2 separate regions of the Homo sapiens genome follow, and region 2 is linked to region 1. Evidence: chromatin loops called from intact Hi-C (ENCODE). Cell type or tissue: PC-3. All regions are shown on one strand. Each heading gives the region's core, and the rest is flanking DNA. Links, peaks and the distances in the headings are about the cores only.

Region 1 (8,340 bases), core at 245-8,244:
CAGGAAGCAAGGACAGATTCCCAGACTAGTAACATCTGAACCCAAAGGGCAGAGAATAATAGCTCATATCTGGTAAGTGCTTACTGTGTGCCAGGCACTAGGAAGTGCTTTTCATCTATATTTAAGGTAACAAAAGCCATATGAAGTGTATTCTATTATTATCCTTCTTTAAAAAGATGCAGAAACTGAGGATTGAAAACTTGAAGCAATTTGTTCAAGATCACACAGTTGGGACAGAGGAGGGCCAAGATTTGAACAAGGATGCTGTCTGCTAAATGTAAAGGCTGGAGGGCAGGGAGATTGAATTGTATATTTCAGATGAAAATATTAAAACATGAGATGTGTTGATTTAGAATAATTATAGCCTCTTCGAGAAATGTTTGAGGGCTTGTAAGTGCAGCTATCTTTGCCCAAATTTGGGGATAAGAGCTTGAGCCAAAATAACACGAACCTCCACTCTTAACAGAGTGGAACCTTTTGTGCGGTGAGTGCTTCAGAAATGAGAAATGCATATGCATCAGAGAGCGCATTAGTACTTAGACAATCCAAAAAGACCTGTTTTTATATCATTTGACTTTTCTTCTTTCCTCCTGTAATTACTTCATTTCAGTGAAATCACGCTGTATTATGATTTAACAACTGGAACAGTCACTTAAGCATTGATATTTTGCAAGCTCCTTTCTAATGTTCCCACCCACAATCTGGCCTAAAAAGGGAGAACAATGAGCGATCACTTAGGGGCCCAGATAAACCACACAGGAGTGCTCACTGGTCACTTTTGCTGTTTGAATCCTGCCCTGGTTATCAGCTGCCAGTATTCTGCCAGGAAACTCTAAGGTAGAATAATCATGGGACTAAGCAGGAAAGAGATTGCAATTTTTAAAGCATAGAGAAATTGGCATGGGGTGAAGATGTTGTAACTACAGGTTGCAACCATACTTCCTCTTTTAAAATTGACTGTTTCCTTCCACAATGTTGTAAGTACGTTTCTTTCCCCAGCCACCTCCAGATAAAAAGACAAAATGCCTCCCAAAGCTACGAGATGAACTACAGAATTCTAATTGTTCCCATGCTTCCTGAAGATTTGAAATTCCAGCCTGTGCTTCATTCCCATGCAGTTCTTGTTAACTCCACACATGGGTAAATAATCAAAGGTATCTAGTGGTCAATGAGTGTTTTCTTTGTAAAATGTATATCTACTAGGAATAGGTAGAGCTCTGAGCACAGTGACTTTTCTGAAGTACAGACTTTTAGCCCCAGGGGAAAAAAAAAAAATCTTAAAGACTGCTTTCTCGGCCCTGTAGTTGGACAAATAAGGGGGCTTTGGTCCTGATACGGATGTGAGCTGCCCAAGCTTGCAGGGTGAACTATGGGCTTCCTGATCCTAGCTGCTGTTATTTCAACTATGCTGCCCTGACCTAAATAGCTTTGCATTTCATACTAAGCAGTATGTCCCCTTACTTCCTAATCAAAGGTGTAATCAATCATCATTTGCAAGGCATTCATTTTGAGAAGTAGGAAATGAAATTCCCCAAATGTGGTTACATTCTAATTTGCAGGGAACCACTGATTCAGGAAAAGGAACTCCTTTAAGGGAAGGTCACCAAAATGTATACTGGCACAAATCGTGCCACTAAAAATTACTGTGAATCTAGAGCAGGGGTCAGCAAACTTTTTCTGTAAAGGGCCAGATGGCAATTACTGTAGGCTTTGTGGGCCAAATTGTAGTTACTAGCAACTCTGCTCCGTAACAAGAAAGCAGCCACAGATAATACAAAAAGGAACAGGCATAGCTGTGTTCCAATAAAACTTTACTTATGGACACTGAAATTTGAATTTTACATGCTTTTCACATGACATAAATTTTTTTTCTTTTTTTGATTTTGAAAAATAATTTTTAAATATGAAAAATATTTTTAGCTCAGTTATACACGAATGAGCAGTGGGCTGGATTTGCCCCTCCTGCCATAGTTTCTGGTCCCTAATATAGAGGAATTGTAGCTGTTTCTCACTATGGTTTGTACCATTAGAAAATATACATATGATGGTAAAAATAATTATTTTCAGTACAAATCCTGTTTTTCATTGCACTGAATGAAAAAATATCTAGATATTTCCATGTAGAGAAGTGTCCAAAATATTTAAAGGTATAAAGTAAATCCCTTTACTTCGTGGATTATAATCTTCATCAAATAGGGTTATATTTCATTTGTCCTCAAATAACCGACATCACAAGCACCTAATAAGTGATTCTTTGCTAAAATAAACCATGTCAATGCCCTCTGTAGGATCCTTCAAAATCTCCCTCTCACTGTAGATTTCATGGTTTCCAGAGCAGTTTTAGTGTTCTTTTAGATTTTCATTCATTCATTTGTTCATTTATTCAATAACTATCTCTTGAGCACCTATATAGTGGCATTCAAGGCTCTCTATGATATGATAATGGCCTGATTCTGATCTCGTGTCGTGACATGCCTGTATACACATTCATTTACTTATTCGATCCACTGATACTGGCTGTTTAAAATCTGCCAGTCACTGTTTGAGCTACTGAGAATAAGTAGTGGACAAGCCTATTAGAATTCCAGTCCTCATGGAGCTTTCAGCCTAATCACAATGAGCCAGGCGTGGTGGCTCATGACTGTAATCCTAGCACTTTGGGAGGCCGAGGCAGGCATACTACCTGAGGTCAGGAGTTTGAGACGGAGAAACTCCATCTCTACTAAAAATACAAAATTAGCTGGGCATAGTGGCACATGCCTGTAATCGCAGCTACTCAGGAGGCTGAGGTAGGAGAACCACTTGAACCCGGGAGGCAGAGGTTGTGGTGAGCTGAGATCACGCCATTGCACTCCAGCCTGGGCCATAAGAGTGAAACTCCATCTAACAAACAAACAAACAAACAAACAAAAAATCATGATGAATGAACGAGTTGCAACTTTGACAAAGGCTAGGAAGTAAAAGGACAAGGTGCTGTGAGATCGCGTTTCTCTCTATTCCAGTCATGCTGAATCTCTGGTGAGTTCCAACACTAGCTGTGCTCACCCATGCAAACACCTCTGACATGGTATCCTAGGCTCCTCAAATTCTGGGTAACTTCAATCGTCCACATTCAAAGGTCCCAGGATTGGGCTCCTTCCCATGCGAGCAGTCTAACTCCACCTGCCCAAGCAGAGTGGGCCATAACTGCAGCTGTGCCCCCATAGCATGCTGCCCTACTGTGATTGCTTCCTTTACATCTCCATATTTTATTAGTCTTGGAACCCTTCAAGTAATCATAGAGGTCTAGCTCAGCATTGTCAGCTTCTGTGCCAGTTGCCCAGCACAGTGTCAGGCTCAGCAGATAGGCAATGTTGAACAGAATTCAAGCATCATGACACATGGAGAGTCACTCACTGGAATGTTTATACTGTGCATTAAAAATAAGTCAGCCTTTATCATACACTAGTCACTCTTTCCTCTTCCCCTCCCTAAAGACACACCTTTAATTTCACAGCAACTTTATCTAGTATTTGTACTTTTTTCCGGAAAACTCACCTTTAAAGTGGAAGGTCAAGTTGCTTTACTCTCACTTTTTTCATTAAAGAGCCTGTTATGTTACATTCAGTTTGACTCCACACTCAGCAATTCCAGAAGAGAAGTCTCTCTTATTCGAATGGGGACTGGGAAGGCGGCAATAATTTGCAGAATCCAACAGAACCAGGCTAAAACATTTTTCTCCGTCAAGAGATGACACCATTTAACCCCAATTAACTCACATCTCAGGTTCAAGGCTTCGGGTTTACTAACCTGAATCAATACCCTACTCTATCAATTATGTAAATTCAAACCAATGACATTCCTTGACATTTTTGGAATTGGTGTTAAAATCCTGCCAAGCGGGGGCATCATTGGGAGCTACATTATGATCCTGTAGGAAAGTATTGTAGATGGATCATATTTTAGTTTTTTGGGGTTTTTGTTTGTAAGATTGAAAAAAAGAATCACTGGCTGGTTTCCTGAGACAGTGAAGAAGACAAAACACACATCGAGATTCTTCAGATTTCTTCTTAGTGCTGTCATTTATGAAAATTAATGAAAACCATTTAAGAGGGTGTAAATGAGCAACTAATAGATTTAGAAATCGACTCTCACTCACTCTTCCTTTTCTCCGGAGAGAGGAGGCAACAGAGTCTAAAGAAAGAGGGAGGTGAGCAGCTACATTAGGGAGCACAAGCATTGAATTTGGACAGACCTGGGCTCAAATGCAGGTCTGTGCGTTTCTGTATGGCCAAAGGCAATTCATGATAGCTCTAAAAGCCTCATTCACTTCATGTATAAAATGAGGCTATGCCTCACTTCAGCAAAGAGCTTTGCAAATATTACGCAAAACCTGTACCATCATCTCTGGAGTGCTTGGAGCCAGGAACATAGTCAGTGCTCAATAAATATTGGCTAACATTAATGTTACATCCACAACTAGACATTTTAATGCTTCGAGAATCCCAGACTGGTTTCAGTGCTGTCTTTGAATTTTCTTTTGTTCAACCATTCATTCATTTGTTCAGTAAATATCTGCTAGGCAGCTATAAGGTACATGGAACTGCATTACATCCCTGGGGAAGAAGAAATGAATGAGCAAGCCACAGCCCCCCTTTCTCGTGAAGCTCATGGTGCTCCCTAACCTGTCACAAGTAAATATGCCACTTTTCAATCCAGATATTCAAACAATCTCAAGCTTTCTGATGTAGGCAGTTAATCTGCCACGAATTTTCCTTCTGTGCTTGGCACATTGTAGTTGCTCAGTAAATGCCAATTAAATGAATAAATGTCAGTTGAGTGAATAGAAGGGTGATGGTAATGAATGTCTCCTATTCCAGAACACTGATGTGTGAGTCAGAGGACATAGTCCCTTTTTAATGTTTTTAAGAGATTGTGTCTGTGTGTGCATGCACATGCTTTGCTTAATTCACTCTCAGTCAAAGAAAATGTCTTGTGGAGATTTTAACATATTTAGGTTTAAGTTCTGGAACTAAACTTTATATCCAGTTGTCATGACAACTGTTTCTAAGACAATTAAATCCCAATCTGAGTATTCTGAAGGGCCAGTCATTTCTGGAGAGGGCTTTGTTTGGTTGGAGAGGGAGAGTCCTATTCAACTCTGGGCCCTGCATTTTATAGTCAGTCCTCTCAGAAGGAGGTCCCAAATCCATCACCCCTTCTATATTAGTTTGCTAGCCCTACTGTAACAAAGCACCACAAACTAAGTGATTTCAACAACAGAAACTTATTGTGTCACAGTCCTGGAGCTTTGAAGTCCAAAATCAAGGTGTTGGCAGGGTTGGGTCCCTCTGAGGGCTGTGAAGGGGAATCTGTTCCAGGCCTCTCTCCTTGGTTTGTGGACGGCTGTCTTCTCGTTTCACATGGTGTTCTCTCTGTAACCTCATACATCTTTCCTCTATGGGTATCTCTATCCAAATCTTCCTTTTCTTTTTTTTTTTTTTTTTTTGAGACAGAGTCTTGCTGTCACCCAGGCTGGAGTGCAGTGATCCAGGCTGCATCTTGGCTCACTGCAACCTCCACCTCCCAGGTTCAAGCGATTCTTGTGCCTCAACCTCCAGAATAGCTGAGATTACAGGCGCCCACCACCACACCCAGCTAATTTTTTATATTTTTAGTGGATGGGGGTTTCGCCATGTTACCCAGGCTGGTTTTGAACTCTTGAGCTCAGGCAATCCGCCCACCTCGGCCTCCCAAAGTAGTGGGATTACAGGCGTGAGCCACCATGCCCAGCTCAAATCTTCCCTTTTCATAAGGACACCAGTCATATTGGATTAGGGATCACCCTAATGACATCATTCTAACTTGATTACCTCTGTAAAGACCCTATGCCCCAATAAGGTCACATTCTGAGGTATGGAGCTTAGGACATCAACATATGGAATTTGGGGTGGGGGGCACAAATTGATCCATAACACCTTCTCACTGGCATGAGAAATTAGACCTTATCAGAATGCTATATATATCCTCCAAGGTATTATAAAGATGGCATCAACATTCCCTTTAAAAACAATTCCATAGGTTTTTTGGGAACAGGTGGTATTTCGTTACGTAAGTAAGTTCTTTAGTGGTGTTTTGTGAGATTTTGGTATACCCATCACCTGAGCAGTATACACTGAACCCAATTTGTAGCCTTTTATCCCTCACTCCCTCCCCACCCTTTCTCCCCGAGTCCCCAAAGTCCATTGTGTTATTCTTATGCCTTTGCACCCTCATGGCTTAGCTCCCACTTATAAGTGAGAACATACGATGTTTAGTTTTCCATCCCTGCATTACTTCACTTAGAAAAATAGTGTCTAATCTCATCCAGGTTGCTGCGAATGCCATTAATTCATTCCTTTTTATGGCTGAGTGGCATTCCATTGTACATATATAGTTTACATTCCCACCAGCAGTGTCAAAGTGTTCCCTTTTCACCATATCCATGGCAATATCTATTTTTTTTTATTATTGGCATTCTTGTGGGAGTATGGTGGCATCACATTGTGCTTACATTCCCATTTTATAGAGAGGAAAAGTAAGACTCAACGGGGTGAAGCTACTTGCCTCAGGTCAAATAGCTAAGAGAACAGGACTATCCTGGTCGTAGCATGACGCTATGCTAATACCCATATTTTATCCCATCATGTCTAGATGTTTCATGTTCTCTTTATGAGGCAGTCAGAATCTCAAGCAGAAGAACAGCTACTGTAACTTTAGTGCTCGACTCCCTTAGAAGAAGGGCAAAGTCTTCTAGATTCCTCCAATATCAACTTAAAATTAGTTTTGTGCAGCCCTGGCAGGCACAGCAATAAAAGAGATCCAAGGTGCATTTACCTTCCAGGCAGTAAACCTATATGACTGCCAAAGCTGTCATTTTTTTTTTTACCTTCTGAAAATGAAATGTTAATTCCCCCCTTAAGACCCTCCACAGATTTAGTTTGTAGGCTAATAACAGTTCACTTAAGAACAAGAGAAATGTCATCCCTACTTTGACGTGTGATCACAAAATAGAACGATCTTCAAATTCCCTTCAAAAGGGGAAATGTTTATGAATTCACTTTCAGTGGGGGATATAAAGGGATTTGTCAAAACCTGCTGTGATTTCAGCGATGCAGAAAAACAGTGCTGCATTCATTGAGCCAGCCCAAATGTGAGCTCATGAGTGGTACTGTCCTTCTGTATCCCTGCCCTTAGGGCTTGGGGTATTCTCAACCTCGTGGGCTTCTTAGGGTGTCCAGGGCATTCTTTTATTAATTTATGTGTTTGTCCCTTGTGACCTTGATTTGAAAAATAAAAAATACAATGGGAGACTTTTCACCCACATCATCCATAACAGCTCTGGCTAGGTCTTGACACCAGAAATGCCAAAGATATTGAGTTGCCCGGCTTTGTCATTGGGGCTTTACTTTCAACGTCTATGTAAAATCGGCAACTGGATTTGATTTCCTAGTATAGGCTTAAGAAGACTTCACAGCCACTGAGTTTCTTTTGCAGAAAAGGTTGTCAGCAATAGAGGTTAAAGCAACATCTTTCAAAGGCAGAAGGATAATAAAATGTTTTTATTTTTATGTACTAGTTATTTGTTGTCTGATATATAATGCTCATTATTTCATATTGCATTAATTTTAAATTAGGGATAATATACCCATTTTGCTGACTAGGAAACTGAGACTCAGGTGAGTTAAGTAATTTTGGCAAATTCATACAATTCATTTAGGCTCCAAAGTATAGAATCAAACCCACAATGATTTGACTCTTCATACTGTACTATGATTCCACCTATTATAAAATATCCATATTCACCCAAACATCTGCTCTCTGGTGGTTTGTGCTACCTTTATGACAATGAAGTCACTCACTTTACAAATGATGAAATATATCAGTTCTCTTAATAATGCTATAAGAGATACAGTTCCAGAAAGTTTGACAATTTGTTAGATGTCTCCTCATTTCGGATGAAGCTTACTTTTATCCACTTTAGACCCTTCAAGGACAATTTCTGTGAAGCTAATTCTTTCAGTGAAGAAAATATGAAGAGCCAGCATCTAAATTCTTATGGGCCTGGCTGTCACTTAACATCTGCTGGAGAAGAGTAGTGGGGTAGAAATAGTACAAGCCTGCAAATCAAGAAACTTGAGGTATTTGTTTTCATTCTGCCTTTGACTGGTTGCATGACCTTTGACAATTCCCCCAAGTCGTACGATGTCATTTCTAAGATAAGTAAAGAATGGGTGCACTATTTAAACACACACACACACACACACAATATAAATATGTTAAATTATAAATACTCAATAATTTGAAGAATTCTACTAAAAT
Region 2 (8,340 bases), core at 7-8,006, 650 kb after region 1:
ATACATACATACATGCATATACACACATACATACACACATATACACACATATATACACCTACATATACACAAACACATATATACACATGCACATACCTACACACATCATACATATACACACACATAAACCTACACACACGACACACACATCTATACCCTTTTTATTTCTTGTGGCAGTGGCTTTTTTTGTTTTTTCGAAGAGTCCGAGCCAGTTGTCTCATGGAATGTCCCACATGGGAATCTGTCTACTTGTTTCCTTGTGATTAGATTCAGAGCAACATTTTTAGTGAGAAAACCATGTAGATGATGTCTTCAACTTATTACTGTATCATAGAAGAAAGCTCATAATGTCAGATGTCCTGACTTTTGGTGATGCTACATTTGATCATTTAGTTAAGATGGTGAATGTCAGGTCTCACCACTGGTAAAGGTCCATTTTTTTCCTTGTAATTTCTAGTTAACATGCGGGGTGATGCTTTGAAACCATAAGGATATACTGTTCCCCAGCACCTTTCACCTGACAGTTTCAGCATCCTTTATGCTCCTTGCTTGAAGATATTATTGCACTGGAGGTTGAAAAATGATAATTTTCTCATTCTGTCTACATTGATTAGTTGGCATTTTTCTGTAAAGAAGAGTTCCTCTCCTCCCCCATCCCTTCTCTCTCTCCCTTTTTCTCTTTCTCTTTCTCTCTCCCCTAGTCTATTACCAACCATAGACTCATGAATACAGTATTGTTCTGTTTGACACTCAAAAATTGATCTAAATTTGGCCTGTGGGAGCCCATGCAAGCTGGCAGCCATGTGCCTTATTCCTCTCTGCATGTCTAGTAGCTCTGCTACTCTGGGCAAGTGACTTCATCTCTTTCTCAGTCTCTTCTCTGGAAGTTAGATAATGTAACGATTGACCTTGATAGGTTTTTTGTAAGATGAAATGAGTGAGCACATGTGAAACATTTGGAACTGTGCCTGCCACGCGCTAAAGCCAATGTAAGTGCTTGTTATTACATATTCTTATCATCTTTATCATGATGATCATCACAACCACCACCATCACCACCTCCCAGCCCAGGCTTTGGCATGGCTAGAGCTCCACAGGCAGCCGAGGGAGGAAGGGATGGAGGAAGAGAGAAAGGGTAGAGTAAAAATCTTTAAGAGGAGAGATGATATGTCAGCAACCCCTGGAAGCCCCTTCCTTCCCACCCTTCCTCCCAACCCTTCCTCACTCCCCTGCTCATGACCACTTGTTTGCTAATATCCAGCCTCCAGAGTAGGTGTGAAGCCCACCCTATCCCCTCACCCATGGAGACATATTTGGTGAACTGAACTAACACAGGGCTGTTAGATAAACCCGAGTTCTGGCTGACAAGATGTGTGCTCTTTCCCATCTGCTGCCTTCTAAACAATGCTGGTCTTATTATTTCAAACGACACGCAGTTCTCTCTGTAAATCTGCTTGTCATGCCAATTCAGATTTTATGTAAGTGCATTTCTCATTTCATTTTCCTCTGCATACAAGTCACTGATGCAAGGCAGCTAAACCCCAGGTCTGCCACACTCCCTGAAGGATGACCTTGGCCTAGTCTTCACTTCCTTGACCCCAGAAGGCACCTTGGTTCTCATTACAGAGACCATGAGGAGTCTCTGAAAGTTCGGGGGTAGGGGTGGTAAATTATGAAACAAGAACAACAGGAAGTTGGTGCTTGTTGAAGCTGGCAATGAGTGTATGAGAGTTGGTTGTATTATTCTCCCTAATTGCATATGTTTGAAATTTTCCGTAATAAGAAGTTGAGAAGGAAAACCTCTAAGAGCTGGGCATCTGGGCTGAGTTTTGCAGGGTGAATAAGAGTTTCTGGTCAAATAAGGAGCAGAGGAACAATCCAGACAGAAAGGGATGTCACAAGAGTAGAGCCCAGAGCTGGGCAGTCTAGTGGAAGATTATTCTATTTCACCCTAAAATCGTGAAGTGTGATTCAGTTCTGGTACTAACCACCCATAGTGCAGACCCCAGAAGCTAAGGGCTCAGTCCTCCACAAGACTGTCTTTACCTCAGACACCAGCTCAAGTGGGGTCCCACATCACCTGCCCTTCTGACCAACTGGCTACAAATGTGAAGGCTCCTAGTATTCCCTTCAGATTTGATAATTCACTAAAATAGCTCACAGAACTCAGGAAAGCACTATACTTATTACTACAATTTTATTATAAAGGATACAAATCAGGACCAGCCAAACAACAAGGTGAGACCCAGGAAGGTCTTGAATATAGAGCTTTCGTGCCCTCTCCCTGTCCATCTGCCCACTCATCCATCTATCTGCCCACCTATCCATCCATCCATCCATCCATTCACTCATCTGTTCACCCATCCATCCATCCATCCATCCATGCATCTATTCACCAATCCATCCATCCATCCATCCACCTATCCATCCATCCATCCACCTATCCATCCATCTATCCACCTATCCATCCACCTATCCATCCATCCCTCCATCCATCCATGCATCTATTCACCAATCCATCCATCCATCCATCCACCTATCCATCCATCCATCCACCTATCCATACCTCCATCCATCCCTCCATCCGTCCCTCCATCCATCCCTCCATCCATCCATCCATCCATCCATCCGTGCCTTCTCCCTGTAGAATCAGGGCCTGTCACTCTCTGGCCCATCAGTGTATTCACCAACAAGGAAGCTCCACTGAGCTTCAGTGTCTACAGTTTTTATTGGGGTTTCATTACATAGACATGATTGATAACTCAATCTCCAGCCTCCCTCACCTTACTGGAAGTAAGGCTGGCTCCAAGCTCCAATCTAACCACCTGATTGGTCTTCCTGGTGACCAGCCTCCAGCCCAAGTCATCTCATCTCAGCATAAACTCATGTGTGATCCAAGGGGATCCTGCGTAACAAAGATACTCCTATCACTAAAGAAATCCAAGAGTTGGCCAGGCACGGTGGCTCATGCCTATAATCCCAGCACTTTGGTAGGCTGAGGCAGGTCCATCACGAGGTCAGGATATTGAGACCATCCTGGCCAACATGGTGAAACCCTGTCTCTACTAAAAAATACAAAAAAATTAGCCAGGCATGGTGGTATGTGCCTGTAGTCCCAGCTACTCAGGAGGCTGAGGCAGGGGAATCACTTGAACCTGGGAGGCAGAGGTTGCAGTGAGCTGAGATTGCACCACTGCACTCCAGTCTGCCGACAGGCAAGACTCTGTCTCAAAAAAGAAAGAAAGAAAGAAAGAAAGAAAGAAAGAAAGAAAGAAAGAAAGAAAGAAAGAAAGAAAGAAAGAAAGAAAGAAAGAAAGAAGGAAGGAAGGAAGGAAGGAAGGAAGGAAGGAAGGAAGGAAGGAAGGAAGGAAGGAAAGAAGGAAGGAAGGAAGGAAGGAATCCAAGAGTTTTACAAGCTCTGTACCAGGCACCTAGGGCTAAGTCCAGACAAATGTTGTTTTACACAACAAAGGTACAAGGCAACAGAGAACACTAGGCAACAGGCACATGCTGAGTTTCCCATCTACACCTCTGCTTCTCTGGGTGCTCTGATTTGTGCTATCACCTGATTCTCAAGACATCACTGTAGAGTATATGTGCAGGGGAGGGAGAGAGGAAGGGAGGAGAGAGAGAGAAATGGAGAAAGAGAAGTGGAGAAAGTGACAGAAAGTAGAAGAGAGGGGAGAATGAAAGGAATGAAGATAAGGGAGATGGCAGAGAGAGGGAAAGTGGGGGAGATAGAGTGGAAGAGAATGAAAAGAGAGCAGGAGGAAAGAGACGGAGGAGGGAGAGAAGAGAAAGATTTTAACTGCACTTTACAAGAAACTGAGCTCCAGAGAGGATGAATGTCCAATTCAAAATCATATGAAAGAAGCAGCAAGACTCAAATCCAGGTGAATCATATTCCAACATGTGCTTATTCTGGTCTGGAGAAGAGGGCAAAGTAAGGATTTTATATGAAAATAATGAAGTTTCTGAGACTTTATTCTGATGGGTAATAAGAATCCGCAGAGGCTTGTAAACAGGGGAACGCAGTAACAGCTGTGCCTGCAGCTCCATAGGACATGGACAGGAGGGAGGCAGAGAGAGGTGGCATGCCAGAAAAGAAGAGCCAGGTCTAAAGGGGCAGAGATGAGGCCCCACCTAGAGGATTCATAGGGAAAGGCAATGGGAGACAGAGCAGGGACAAGGGATGCGCTGCTGGCTGACCCGTTTCCATTTAGAAGCATGAGCCCTGGCCGGGCATGGTGGTTCACACCTGTAATTCCAGCACTTTGAGAGGCTGAGGCAGCTGGATCACCTGAGGTCAGGGGTTCAAGACCAGCCTGGCCAACATGGTGAAACCCTGTCTCCACTAAAAATACAAAAGAATTAGCCAGGTGTGGTGGTGTGTGCCACCTGTAATCCCAGCTACTCAGGAGTCTGAGGCAGGAGAATCCCTTGAGCCCAGGAGGCAGAGGTTGCAGTGAGCCAAGATCATGCCAATGCACTCTAGCCTATGCGACAGAGTGACATTCTGTCTTAAAACAAAACAAAACAAAACAACCACAATAAAAAACAAAGAAGCATGAGGCCTTCCCCAGCCATGTAAACACAAGTTGGCTTATTATGTTATACAATATCCAGCCTCTGCTTTCTGCACATGTGTATGTCAGACAATTCTGCTTTTATGCAAATTGCTGTGTAATCCTTTCATCATCTAAGACATCACTGCTGCTGAATCCACCTGGTCCTCCTATCCCCCTGACAGTCTATACTAGTCATCCTACAGCAAAGAGGTCTATGGGCATATCCCCCCACCTTGAATTGCCAAATGAAATCTACCACGAACCAAGTGGCTTGAGGATTTTGCACACTGTCCCAGGCAGGTCAGGCAGAGCATTCAGGGGCAGCCCAGCCTGTCTCCTTTAGAGAGCCACACCTCCCTCATGCTGCTGGGTTCTGGAGAGAATGTTGGGGACAGCACACCCCACACACGCTTGCTACAGTGCAAGGCTCACATCCAGCCACAGCCACATGTGGCTCTTCATCCTCCAGCAACAGTGATGGGTCCAAGGGCAGCCAATCAGAATCATTGCTTGGAAGGAAAGCTGTCCTATTTCGGTTTGGGTTCATGCCAATCACATTCTATAAAGGTATGAAGGGCATCCTCCAGGCAAAGGCAAGAAGGGACTGGGGGTGAAAGCAGAGGGAAATAGAGAAGGAAAGTGAGAGAGATCACAATGTATATGAGGCCCTGGCTCAACCCCTGACGTTTCAAGTTATGTGAATCAATTATTCTGTTTTTCTTCAAGATAGTTATAAGCAAGTTTATTTCACTGGAGACGGTCATGCTAATCTATGGCATTGCTTTGAAATCGGTCATTTTCCATCTACTATTGTTGTTAGTAATTATCAGTAGCGGGCAGTGGCTCACACCTGTAACCCCAGCACTTTAGAAGACTGAGGCAAGAGGACTGCTTGAGGTAGCAGTTCAAGACCAACCTGGATAACATAGTGAGACCTCATCTCTACAAAAAAAAAATGTTTTAATTAGCCAGGTTTGGTGATGCATGCCTGTGGTCCCAGCTAGCCAAAAGGCTGAGATGAGAGGATGGCTTGAGCCCAGGAGTTGGGCACTGCAGTGTGCTATGATTATGCCACCATACTCCAGCCTGGATGACAGAGGAGACCCTGCCTCAGAAATAAACAACAACAACAAAAAACTATCAGCAGCATCCACTGGACTGTGCATCCAGGCAGCGAACTATTGGCTGCATTTGTCATTTTATTCCATCCTTGTTTAACCTGGAGAGATGAGCAGCAGTATTTCTTTTTTTTTTTTTTTTTTTTTTTTTTTTTTTTTTTTTTTTTTTTGAGAGAGAGAGTTTTGCTTTTGTTGCCCAGGCTGGAGTGCAGTGGTGTGAACTCGTCTCACCGCAACCTCCCCCTGCCAGGTTCAAGCGATTCTCCTGCCTTAGCCTCCCGGGTAGCTGGGACTCCAGGCACATACTACCACGCCCAGCTAATTTTCATATTTTTAGTAGGGACAGGGTTTCATCATGTTGACCAGGCTGGTCTTGAACTCCTTGCCTCAAGTGATCCACCCGCCTCAGCCTCCCAAAGTGCTGGGATTACAGGTGTCAGCCACCACACCTGGCCAGTATTTCATTTTATAGATGAGGATACTAACACTTGGACAGGTTTAGTGAATTGTTCTCAGATTCTTACCTTCTCAGCTTGTAAGTGATAAAGCCACTATGCAGATGGGAAAACTAAGGACTGGGGGAGAAAGTGATCTACTCAGTGTCACAGAGTAAGTCAAACTAGCAGCAGGATGCAAACTCAAAACCCTGAGTTCTCAGTCTAGTGCTCTGTTGGTCAGATCTGAACTATTTCAACAGACCAAAGGAGCTCTCCAAGGAACAGGATATGCCATTAGGCTGACTGCTATTCTGCCTTCCTGGATCCTCCCATTCACGTTTTAACCAATGTCAGGGGCTTAGAGGAAGGGCACATTCAGGATCCATGGACTGGACAGAAGTGTTTTTACTTTGTTTGTAGAGTGGCATAACAATTTGATTCAATACCTTACAACTGTGAGATTGCACACACAAATCTGGGCTATATCTTGGCAGCAGATTCCACTGGGCTTGGTGATGGATTGAATGTGGGAGTCTGACCCAGACTGAGAGCAGAGTGTCAACCAAACACAGTAAGTCCACCAGAGTCCCTCCCTCCCTGTCCCTGTTTCCATTCAGCAAATTGTTTCTGGCATTTCTACTACATGCCTAAGATCTGAGACAGCCAGAAACAAAGATGACACAGCCCTAGCTCCCAGATGATGCCTATGACAGGCAGATGTTTTTCTCCAATACTGCCATGTAACAAGTCCAAACTCTCAGTGGTGCAACATCATTTATTGCTTTTAAGTCTGTAGATTTACCGTTCTGGCTTTGGGGAAGTGGGGCAGGTTTGGGTGTGCTCCATGTCTCTCTCCAAGACCAGCAGCAAATACGGGCATTGTCTTCTCATAGCAAATAGCAGAATTGCAAGAGTCTGAGCAAAACTCCACAAATACAATTAAGCCAGACACAGTGGCTCATCCTGTAATTCCAGCACTTTGGGAGGCCAACGTGGGAGGATCTCTTGAGCCCAGGAGTTCAAGACCAGCCTAAGCAACATAGCAAGACACCATCTCTACAAAACAATACAAAAATTAACCAGGTGTGGTGGCTCACACCTGTAGTCCCAGCTACTTGGGAGGCTAAGGTGGGAAGATCATTTGAACCTGGGAGGTCAAGGCTGCAGTGAGCCATGACGGTGCCACTGCACTCCAGCCTGGGTGACAGAGTGAGACCCTGTTTCCAAAAAAAAAAAAAGAAAGAAACAAAACCTGCTTTTGCCACACCTACTAGCATTTTCTTGGCTAAAACAAGCTTCATGGTCATGTCCAAAGTCAATGAGAAATGAGACTGAGATAAGTACACTACCTTTCCTATAGATATTGCAAAGTCATATGGCAAGGGGGTACGGATGTATAATACTATTATATGAGAAGGGAGTAAAGATATGGTACTATTCAGTATTCATAATGGATCAGTCTTTTAAGTCATTGATTTGCCACTCTGCTGGGCCCTGGGGGAAAGGAGGTTGGAGAAGCAATAGAGTGGACTGATGTCAGTCTCTGCGTTAAGCCAGAACACACCTGCAGCTGTTAAATAGAGAATAGGAGATCGCAGTGGAAAACGCACTGGAGAGAGTGGAGCAGGTTGCATGCCCTAGCCTTTGGAAGGCGGAGAACAGCCAGGCTTGGTGGTTCTGGGACTCACGGCCAGAGGCAGGTGTCAAACGTCAAAGAGCCAGCTCCTCTTACTACCAGAGACCAAGTCAAGGCTAATGAGGAGGAGGCCCAGGAACAGGCCCTGGTGGGCAAATGCAGCTGGCTCCACCAGAGGCAGTTCTCACTAATTGTGCTTCTTTGGCAGATGACTCACCAAACAGAGGACTCAATCCCAAGCCCAGTGAGGGTCCAGCAGCCTTCAGGCCAGGGCCTTGGAGGCAGGCTGAGCACTGGGCAGCCAGCCAGACCAGATTCTGCTTGAAAGTGCCTGAAAACCTCCAGCCTGAGTCGCTTAGGTTCTGAAAACTCTGCCTCAACTCACTTCAAGCCTAGGTTTCACTGGAGAAAAGTTATGTGATGAGAGGAAGGAGGAAAGGAAAGATAGTGACTGGAAAAGAATTTTTACAAGTTCACAGAGTGGTTCTTTGAAGGGGTGGAGTCCTTGCTGGATGTGGTTCTTCTGCACTACACAGGAGACCATCCTCCTTTCTACCCACTCCTACCCATGACTCTTTAGA

The links. Peaks named below come from ENCODE experiments on the same cell type or tissue, not always from the same donor. Only the 100,000 strongest peaks of a DNase experiment are listed, where the experiment ranks them.
Region 2: it touches region 1 in a loop (4-fold over the local background); 2 of 110 quality-filtered maps call a loop at or near these places.

The regions. Positions count from the first base shown.
Region 1 is chr16:65,372,444-65,380,783 of GRCh38, forward strand. LINC00922 (long intergenic non-protein coding RNA 922) reads right to left here. Exons shown (of 10, transcript NR_174971.1): 3 at 2,761-2,883. The region is part of intron 3 of LOC124903780 (a long non-coding RNA gene); the gene reads left to right. Among named protein-coding and RNA genes, the nearest start is that of LINC00922, 200 kb to the right of the region's middle. RefSeq lists an enhancer at 2,537-3,736. In PC-3, for the core only: no CTCF peak of the experiment used is centred there; DNase peaks (open chromatin) are centred at 3,448 and 4,368; H3K4me3 peaks cover 419 bases; H3K27ac peaks cover 3,254 bases.
Region 2 is chr16:66,022,284-66,030,623 of GRCh38, forward strand. No RefSeq gene overlaps it. Among named protein-coding and RNA genes, the nearest start is that of CDH5, 340 kb to the right of the region's middle. RefSeq lists an enhancer at 7,843-8,340. In PC-3, for the core only: a CTCF peak has its summit at 4,140; a DNase peak (open chromatin) is centred at 6,768.